2 separate regions of the Homo sapiens genome follow, and region 2 is linked to region 1. A link is an interaction called in ENCODE POLR2A ChIA-PET data of the cell type or tissue named here. Cell type or tissue: Panc1. All regions are shown on one strand. Links, peaks and the distances in the headings refer to the core of each region. The heading gives the core; the rest is flanking DNA.

Evidence for each region. Peaks named below come from ENCODE experiments on the same cell type or tissue, not always from the same donor. Only the 100,000 strongest peaks of a DNase experiment are listed, where the experiment ranks them.
Region 2: POLR2A ChIA-PET joins it to region 1 with 5 read pairs; 3 of 35 experiments call an interaction of 5 or more read pairs at or near these places.

Annotation. Positions count from the first base shown.
Region 1 is chr2:26,594,539-26,598,929 of GRCh38, forward strand. CIB4 (calcium and integrin binding family member 4) reads right to left here. Exons shown (of 7, transcript NM_001029881.3): 4 at 638-779. Among named protein-coding and RNA genes, the nearest start is that of CIMIP2C, 34 kb to the left of the region's middle. RefSeq lists an enhancer at 3,630-4,130. In Panc1, for the core only: no CTCF peak of the experiment used is centred there; no DNase peak of the experiment used is centred there; H3K27me3 peaks cover 578 bases.
Region 2 is chr2:26,719,237-26,723,627 of GRCh38, forward strand. The region is part of intron 1 of KCNK3 (potassium two pore domain channel subfamily K member 3); the gene reads left to right. Among named protein-coding and RNA genes, the nearest start is that of KCNK3, 29 kb to the left of the region's middle. RefSeq lists an enhancer at 4,376-4,391. In Panc1, for the core only: no CTCF peak of the experiment used is centred there; no DNase peak of the experiment used is centred there; H3K27ac peaks cover 4,000 bases.

The DNA of each region.
Region 1 (4,391 bases), core at 89-4,088:
CAGGATGCACTGAAGACTTGCACCTGGTTTGTTTGAAAGCATCTTAAGACTTCTTTCTTTCCTTTTGATTCCTTTTGAGAATTCCCTTGCATCCCAGCTGTGCTAAGCAGACATTTGCCTGGTGAAGAGCAGAACTTCAGCAGAGTCTTGTGACTACCCGAGACAGAGACAGAGACCAAAAAATGTCAAAGTGCCTCAGAGATTATCTCTCCCTATCCCCTCATTTTACAGATGAGAAAACTGAGCCCCAGAAAGGTGAAACGATTTGTCCAAGATTGTTCAAATTTTCTTAACTTCCCATCCAACGCTCCTTCTGCCAAATAAGCATAAATCCTTTACATGCATATGTGATTCTCTCTCTCTCTCGCCTGCCCACACACCACACACTACCAGCAAATATCAACGCCAATGACCCCATTGCCCTCTGATGACACCGAGGGGAGTCTGTCCATTGATGCTGTCATTCTCAATCTTTTTTTTTTATTCCATGGTACATGCAAAATATGACACAGACCCACAGATACCCAAGCACACCCCAGTTAATGCCATCCATCAATGAACTGATGATGGAGTCCAGATACGGTATGTTCTCTATGGCCTTTCCACCCCTCACCCCTCAGTCCCCCACAGCACCTACCATAGATGCGAAAGGCATACTCAATCTTCAGGCTTGGGCAGGCCTGCTCGCTGAACACAGATGCCATGCCCAGCACATCCTCAAAGGAGAACATGCCTTTGTGGGAGAACACTCTGCAGATACGGTCTCTGAAAGGGTTGACCTGTGGGCGACAGGAGGAGCAGGGAGGAGGTCTATCAGGGTCGGGGCTGTGTCTCCCTGGGTCTCTCTCATCTATTACAAACACTGTGTCCTGGGTTTGAGATGAAGACAACAGCCACAATGTAAATATCGGAGTAGATGGTGGCTCACTGAGCCAGGACCCTGGGCATGATGGGGTGCCGGGGATGAATCTTGCAGTTGGATATGTGACTTCACAAGATTCCTGCAAGGATGCCACAATTGAAGATAATGGTTATAATGCAAATGCAAATGAACAAGAGATTGTCAGAGCTGAAACCTCTCCTACTCTAAATACGAGTCCTTCTCTATGAGGTAGAAATCATGAGCATCCAGGCAGAAATAACAAGAAGTCCTGCATCAATTTTCTTGTCCTGTGCTCAGGCGGGTGCAAGGCAAGCCAACAGGCTCACTGCCCAAGCGCATAGCCAGCCAGGGAATGAGATACCAAGCTTCTTTTCCCTGGGGACCTCCCCTTGTCTTTGCTAGTAGTGATGGGAGGGAGGTGGTTGCCAGGACACCAATACACTCCTTAGATCCATGTCACATGACTTATCTGCGCGCACACACACACACACACACACACACACACACAAACCATGTCTTATAGAGACTGAAAACAGGACAGTTGATGTGGTAGCTGCTGGTAGCACGAATAGTACCTATGACACAACATGTGAGCACGTTGGAAGATGCAGAGAAAATATTGCCTAAGATATACAGAAATAAGTATTTGAACAAATTTCACACTGTGAAAGCTTTGCTAAATAGTTAAATAAAGGTATAGATTTTCTAATGTGGTTTTCCTAGATTCTGTATGTGAAAAACCACATTTCTGCAAGCCACGAAAGGAAACAGAGACATGGACTGAATAGTAAATGAATGTCTTTAATAAAAACACCATTGCTGGGGAAAAGTGAAGGTACTCATCGAGGGGGGTGGCTGCTCCAGGATGGAAAAGAATTCTGGGGTGAGGATGCAGGATGGTAACACATGCCAAATGACTTCCCTGCAGGATTTCCTGCCGGGTACTGCAGTCAGGAAGGTAAGCCCAGAAATAACTAAAGTACAGCAGAAGGCATTGAAATGGTTCTTTTTTAAAAAAGAGTTAAAATATAGTAAAACTTGGCCAGGCACGGTGGCTCAAGCTTGTAATCCCAGCACTTTGGGTGGCCGAGGCAGGTGGATCACCTGAGGTCAGGAGTTCAAGACCAGCCTGGCCAAAATGGTGAAACCCCGTCTCTACTAACAATACAAAAAAAATTAGCCGGGCGTGGTCGCGCATGCCTGTAATCCCAGCTACTCGGGAGGCTGAGGCAGGAGAATCGCTTGAACCTGGGAGGCAGGGGCTGCAGTGAGCCGAGATTGCGCCATTGCCCTCCAGCCTGGGCAAAAAGAGCAAAACTGCATCTAAAAAAAAAAAAAAAAGTAAAGCTTATACAGTGATTTGTAATTAGAAGGAAAGTAAGTATGAAAATCTTCTGAACCACATGGAGGTTTACTGCTTAGCTCTTGGAAGAGTTCTTAAAAGAGCTATCAAACTTAAAGATGAGTTATATGTTTTCCTGGCACAAAAAGACAAGTGTTCCAAATTTGCTGACCTTTCCATGATGACAAGTAGCTATTGGCAGTGTGCTACCTAGCAAATATCCACCAAAAAATGAACTCAATTTCATTTGACTTTTCAAGGTAAAGGTGACTCATTTTAGCGTTATTGCTTTTCTAAAGAAACTCATGCTTTGAAGAGAATATTTTTAAAATGGGATTTTTTGTGGTTAAAAACGTGTATCACCTATAGAAATGCTTATATTACATACCTGGAAATATAGAAACAGACTCTTCTGACCTGTTTGGATATTGTCCAAATAAAGAATGTCAGTGGATTTTGAATCCATTTGTTAAAAATATAAAAATATAATACTTTCCACTTAGTGTAAGAGCCACTGACTGATGTAAGGGAAGACAGACAATTACTAGCTTAATTTCAATTGAAAGCTTTTAATTGGTGAATGGGGTTGAAAATGAGTGCCGTGATTTAAGACATATAGCCCATGACACATTTCCTCTCTTTGGATCAGTTACGACAGCTATTAAAAAAAAAAAAAAACTGAACTAGAACCACACCTCTGAATGGCTCTAGCTCAATCTTAAAGCAAGATTTCAAAGAATAATGAAGCATATCCAACCACATTGCTTTCCCTTACAATATTATTAGCTATATGTAAACAATAGCATAGTGTAAGGAAGAAATCTTACTATATCCATTAAAGGGAAAATTGTTTGTTAAATATTTTATGTAGTTTTTAGCTTGTCCTTAAATTTTTTTATTTTGATATTATATCAGATTAGTATAGTAGTAAATGTATACAGTTTATAAATGAATATATACATATGATGAGTACATGTTTCTCATTTTTTCATATTATTGCGGGGGATTTGTGATCTAGGCTAACCTGCTCATCTCACGGATGTGGAAATGAGGCCTGGGGAAGGGGAGGGACTCAGCCAGCAAGTGGGAGAGCCGGCCTGAGACCCAGGACTCCTGAGCCTGTCCTGCCCTATTTCCACTAAGGTGCCTGGTGCCAAAAAAAAAAAAGCAAAGGCCAAGCAGTGGCCATTAAAATATAGAAAACCTTGGAAATGGATCCCTCTAAAATTCTTACTTTAATAAAAAACATTTTTTGGCCGGGCACGGTGGCTCACGCCTGTAATACCAACACTTTGGCAGGCCGAGACTGACGGAACTCCTGAGGTCAGGAGTTCGAGACCAGCCTGGCCAACATGACGAAACCCCATCTCAACTAAAAATACAAAAATTAGTAGGGCGTGATGGTGCGTGCCTGCAGTCCCAGCTACTCGAGAGACTGAGGCAGGAGCATCACTTGAACCCAGGAGGCGGAGGTTGCAGTGAGCTGAGATCACGACAGTGCACTCCAGCCTGGGTGACAGAGGGAGACTCCATCTCAAAAAAAAAAAAAAGTGCAAAAACAGAATCTAGATTGAAGTTAAAGAAATGGCTCATGGCCCAGGAGAACTCAGCAGCCGGCTAAAAATGACTCTGTGACTCTGTGACTATGAAAGTGAGAGGCACGGGAGGGGGCCACGGGACCAGAGGCTGCAGAAGAGAGAAGGTCAAAGAAGATGGAGCTGACACGGAGCAACTGGGCTTGGGAAACAGTGAGGAATCCGAGTATGGAGCAGGGGACACTGTCCCTGAGAGGATGGCAGGGCAGATGTCAGGCCGCAGGGCTAGGGCCGAGCTCACCAGAGCTGCGATTGGGTCCTGGGGACCCAGGAGTGGCTAGTATAGTTCGCTGTAAGGCCTGGCAGGCACCTGCCAGGAGAGTGTCCCAGGGCTGTCTCTGGTCCAACAAGGTGCAGCTTCCTTCTCTCCCAGGGTCCCTGTCTCAAGGGATAGTTCAGGTTATGAGCCCCCCTGAGACAGAGCAGCTCCAGTCAAAGGGGCACCGATAGTGCTGCGGGAGAGTTTCTAGGGGCCCTGGTGGGGCAGCCTCATGCCCCTCCCTGCTCTCCATCCTGAGCTAAAGGCCAGCTCAGCCGGTGTCCTCGGATCTGGTTCAGTCCAGCCCCAGGC
Region 2 (4,391 bases), core at 199-4,198, 120 kb after region 1:
CATTTCTAAGCTTCTTGATTCGTATCATGCAGCTGCCTTTCTGAGAGAGTCCGCTGGCCCCCACACCAACCCCATTTGTGAGCACACCCACCAGTCCCACGCAGGTCTATTTTCTCTGACCTTAACACATCATGTGTCATCCTAACATTGTATCCTTGCCTCAGTAGCTCCCCTCATCAGAACCCTGCATTTCCTATCCACCCTTCAGAGCTCAGAGCAAATGTCACCTCCTCCATGAAGCCCTCCCTGATAACCCAACCAAAGTTCTCTATGTCCAGCCCTCCTTCGGCTTCTGTCTTAAATCCCTCCTAAAACATTTCCCACCTTTGCCATGCATTTTAATAATTTGTGTAATAATAACCTCTGCTTTATACAGGGCACTGAAGTTTTCAAAGTGCTTCCACTGAGAGGTTTCATTTGATTCAATCCCAGATGGAAAGTGTTTTGAGGTCAGGGACCTCATCAATAGATCATCTAGGTCTATTTCTCCTGGCTACATCACCAACTCAAGTCCAGCACAACCTCAAGCTAGCCCTTGTGTAACAGAAGTGTTTCACCAGCCCTTGTTACTCCTTGGCCTATCAGAACAGACTTCAAGATGCTCCCTTCTGCAGCATAGGGCAGTAAAAGATGACATGAGGGCCCTGGATTCCAGTCCTAGCTGTGTCACTGAGTTGCTGTGACCTTGGGCTAGTCCCTGCTCCTCTCTCAGCCTCAGTTTACCCATCTATAAAATGAGTGGGGGGAAGGGCACCGTGGCTCATGCCTGTAATCCCAGCACTTTGGGAGGCCGAGGCAGGTGGATCACTTGAGATCAGGAGTTTGAGACCAGCCTGGCCAATGTGGTGCAACCCCGTCTCTACTAAAAATTAGCCGGATGTGGTGGTTCACACCTGTAGTCACAGCTACTCGGGAGGCTGAGGCAGAAGAATCACTTGAACCCAGGAGGTGGAGGTTGCAGTGAGCTGAGGTCATGCCACTGCACTCTAGCCTGGGCAACACAGCGAGATTCCGTCTCAAAGAAACAAAACAAAACAAAACAAAAAACGAGTGGGTTGAACTACGTTGTCACACCAGGACTGATCGCTCCTAAGGTCCCTATCCCCAGGCACCCAGAGCAGCCCTGGGGTGCCTCTGAGGGCCTCTGCACAAAGCCGGCCTCTGGGATGGGCCAGAAGGAGCTGGCCAGGGAGGCAGGCCTGGCTCTAGGCCAGGCTGTGTCTGCAAACACTGACCTTGGCTGCCGCAGGGATTTTCCATGACACCAGCACCCTCCCTCTGAGCTCCCTGCATCACACATGGGCCTGAGGAGGGTGGGGGATGGGGGCTTTGGGGGTTTGTCCTACATCAGAGGCCCCAAGATCAGTACTAGGGCCACCTGTGGATGGGAGGCAGCTCAAGGCAAGAGAGGAGACAGCAGTGGGCCCAAGAGTGGGGAGTCCAGGAGGAAGCATGGGGCAGGGAGAGAAGCTGCTGGGGGTAGTGGGGGGAAGAGCTGGGAGAGGAGATGGGACAATGGGAAGAGAGGCCTCGGGAAGGGGCAGGGCAGAAGAAGCGGATAGGTGCTGTGCTTCAGAGCTGTCCTTCCCAGGAGCTCTGGCCTGAAGAGGGACAAACTCCAGATCCCATTCTGTACATTGGTCCCACCCCTACCCCAGCTCCATGAGACCCGGTGGTTCCCAGGCCTAGCTAGGGGCTTGCCCAGGCCCAGTGCAGGGGGGATTCCTTCTGAACCTTGAAGCTGACCTCATTTTGAAGGGGCCAGAGGCCACAGTGAAGGCAGGAGCTATGAGTCACCCGAGGCCCTCCTGCCAAGGGCCACCTCCCGTCCCCATCCTGGATGTCTAAGGGGTGGTTTCTCATCACCATCCCAGACCTCAGAGTCCTTCAGAACTGGAGCCTCTGGGTTCTGCAGCCCTCCCACCCCAGGCCTGTGCTGGACACTGAGGGGACAAGCCAGCCCTGCAGGACTCCTCTGTGGACATGAGTGCCCAAATACAGGGTGGGGGCCTGAGAGGGGCAGAGGGAGGAGAGGCCTCTTCAGTGCCCAGAGAAGGTTCCCAGAAGGTTCTCGGGAAAGGCAGTGTCTGAGCTGCATCTCACAGGAGGAGGGAGAGCACCTGCGCCCTCCTCCCGTCTCCACCAAGCTGCAGCCCCTCCCTCCTCTCCTCCCCCAAGACCTGGGCACAGAAGCTAGGCTCCTTCCGCCTCATCTCCTTTAACATGCCAATTAGGCTCCCTCAGAGCCTGCAGTCCCACTTCCTGGTTCCACACTGCTGCCATCCCCACAACTGAGGGGCGGCTCCATGTCTGTGCCTCAGGCGCCTGAGCTGGTTCCTCGTGGGCCCTCCCCTGGGTGCCCTCTGAGCCCAGCTGCCCTCTGCCATCCAGCAGGGGAGCCCAGCCTTCCTCTGAGGGCCCTCCCTGTGTCTTGCAGCCCCCAGAGCTGCCTCTGTCTCCCCCAAGCCCGCACTCCTCTCTGGCTGCCACACCAGGCCCAAGCCACACTGAGGTCACTTCGGCATCAGCCCAGAGTTCACGGCCTTTGGGCACCTCAGGCCACAGGTCCCTCATCCACCTTCCCTCAGGACAAACATTAGCCCAGCCATTGCCTATTTACATTAGATAACTAGGTCAGCCTGGAGACAGGCACAGCTGGCATTGCCAAGGGCTGTGGTTTCTAATCTACAGAAGGGCTGGGCCACCCAGAGAAGGAGATCAAAGAATCATATCGTCAGAGACCTGGGGGAAGGACCTCAGAGGTTCTTGATACTGCACAGGAGCGTTTCCCAAACTGTGCTCCCAGAAACACTTGCTCGGTAATGTGCACTATGAGAAAAGTGCTCCACGGTCAAGGAAGTGGGAAGACAGGCACCTTTTCCTGGCCTTGATCGACCTTGCACATGAACACATACATAGCCCTGAGAAAGCCTAGGCTCAAATCAAATGATGGTGAATCCTGTTAAATTCAGCATTTCCCCAATTTAATTGAGCCAAGCAACTCTTTTCTCATCCAACAGTTGTTAACATTCCATGGAACTGGTATTTCAGAAAAATAACTTGAGTAAACACTGATCATAGAATGTTGGCACTGAAAGGAACTTTAAAGATCATCAAATCTTGGTGCTCCCCAAAATATTCATATTAATAATTCATATTTATTGATCTCAATGTCCTAAGCATGTTAAGTCTATGAACTCAATCAAGTCCCCACACCAAGTCTATGAAGTGAGTACTTCATTATTCCCATTTTACAGACGAGAAAACTGAGGCACAGTGGATTAAGCAGTGTGGCCAAAGATAAAGTTGTTTGGCTTCAGAGCCTGTGATCTTCTCTACTCCACTAAACTGCAGAGATCCTCTCCCTGTGTTCAGTATTTCAAACATACAACAATAACTTAACTCCATCTCAAAGAGTCAATTATCTCAGGCTAATCAGACTTTCTGACTGGCAGATGTGTGCTTAATTAATTTTGATGGGGAAAGAAATTAATTATGGTTCTAACAATGATTTATTCAGTGCCTGCTCTAAAGAGTATCCACACTGCACTGATCACCACATCGAACTTCATAAATAAAATCTTCCAAAATTTTGCCTCTGTGAATGGGTGAGTGAACAGAGAAAATAATAAAAGGCAGTGGGAAAAGCTGGGAACCTCATCTCTTGCCCTATCTTCCATGTCACAGATGAGGAAACCTGAGGCCCAGAAGGAACTTGCCAAGACACAAAGCTGTCTTTGATCAGGGTCAGGTCAGACCCCAGATCTCCTGCCTCCTAGCCCCATGCTCTTTCCTCTGCCCAAGGCTGTGGCCAGCATCCTGGCCTTGTGGCCAGCTAGGCCAAGGGTAGGAGGTCAAGCAAGCAGACTAGCAGGCATAGGAGGCCAGTGGGAAACAAGCAGCCAAGCCCAGTCCAGCCAAGGCCATGACCAAGGGCTCAGAGTGGCTAGTTGTGCTTTGAATAGAAGGAAATAAGCCACAGGGAGAGAAAGACCAGTAAAAGGGAGGACCAGACCCAATCCCACTCCCACACCACCATCCCCACCCCGCATCTCCCTGGAAGACAGCTTCAGCCAGTTTCTGACCTCCTTGGTGATTCTGGGAGGAAAACAGAGGAACTGAGGTGGCCCAGGGTTTGCCTCTGATCTCTTGGTTTTCCTGCTGCCCTAAAATATTTACACTAACAATTAATTTTTATGTCCAGCCACCTGGCTTCCTTAGGTGGATTCTGTGCCTCCAGCCAGGGTCCCAGGCCACCTCTTAGCTGAGTTGCTCCCAAGTAGGAGCTGCTGGGCCATGATTGAATGAAGAGGCCCTGGTCATACCTGAGCTGGAGGGCAGTGGACAGAGCATTGGTTTTAGAACCAAGTATCCTGGGTTATAATCCTGGT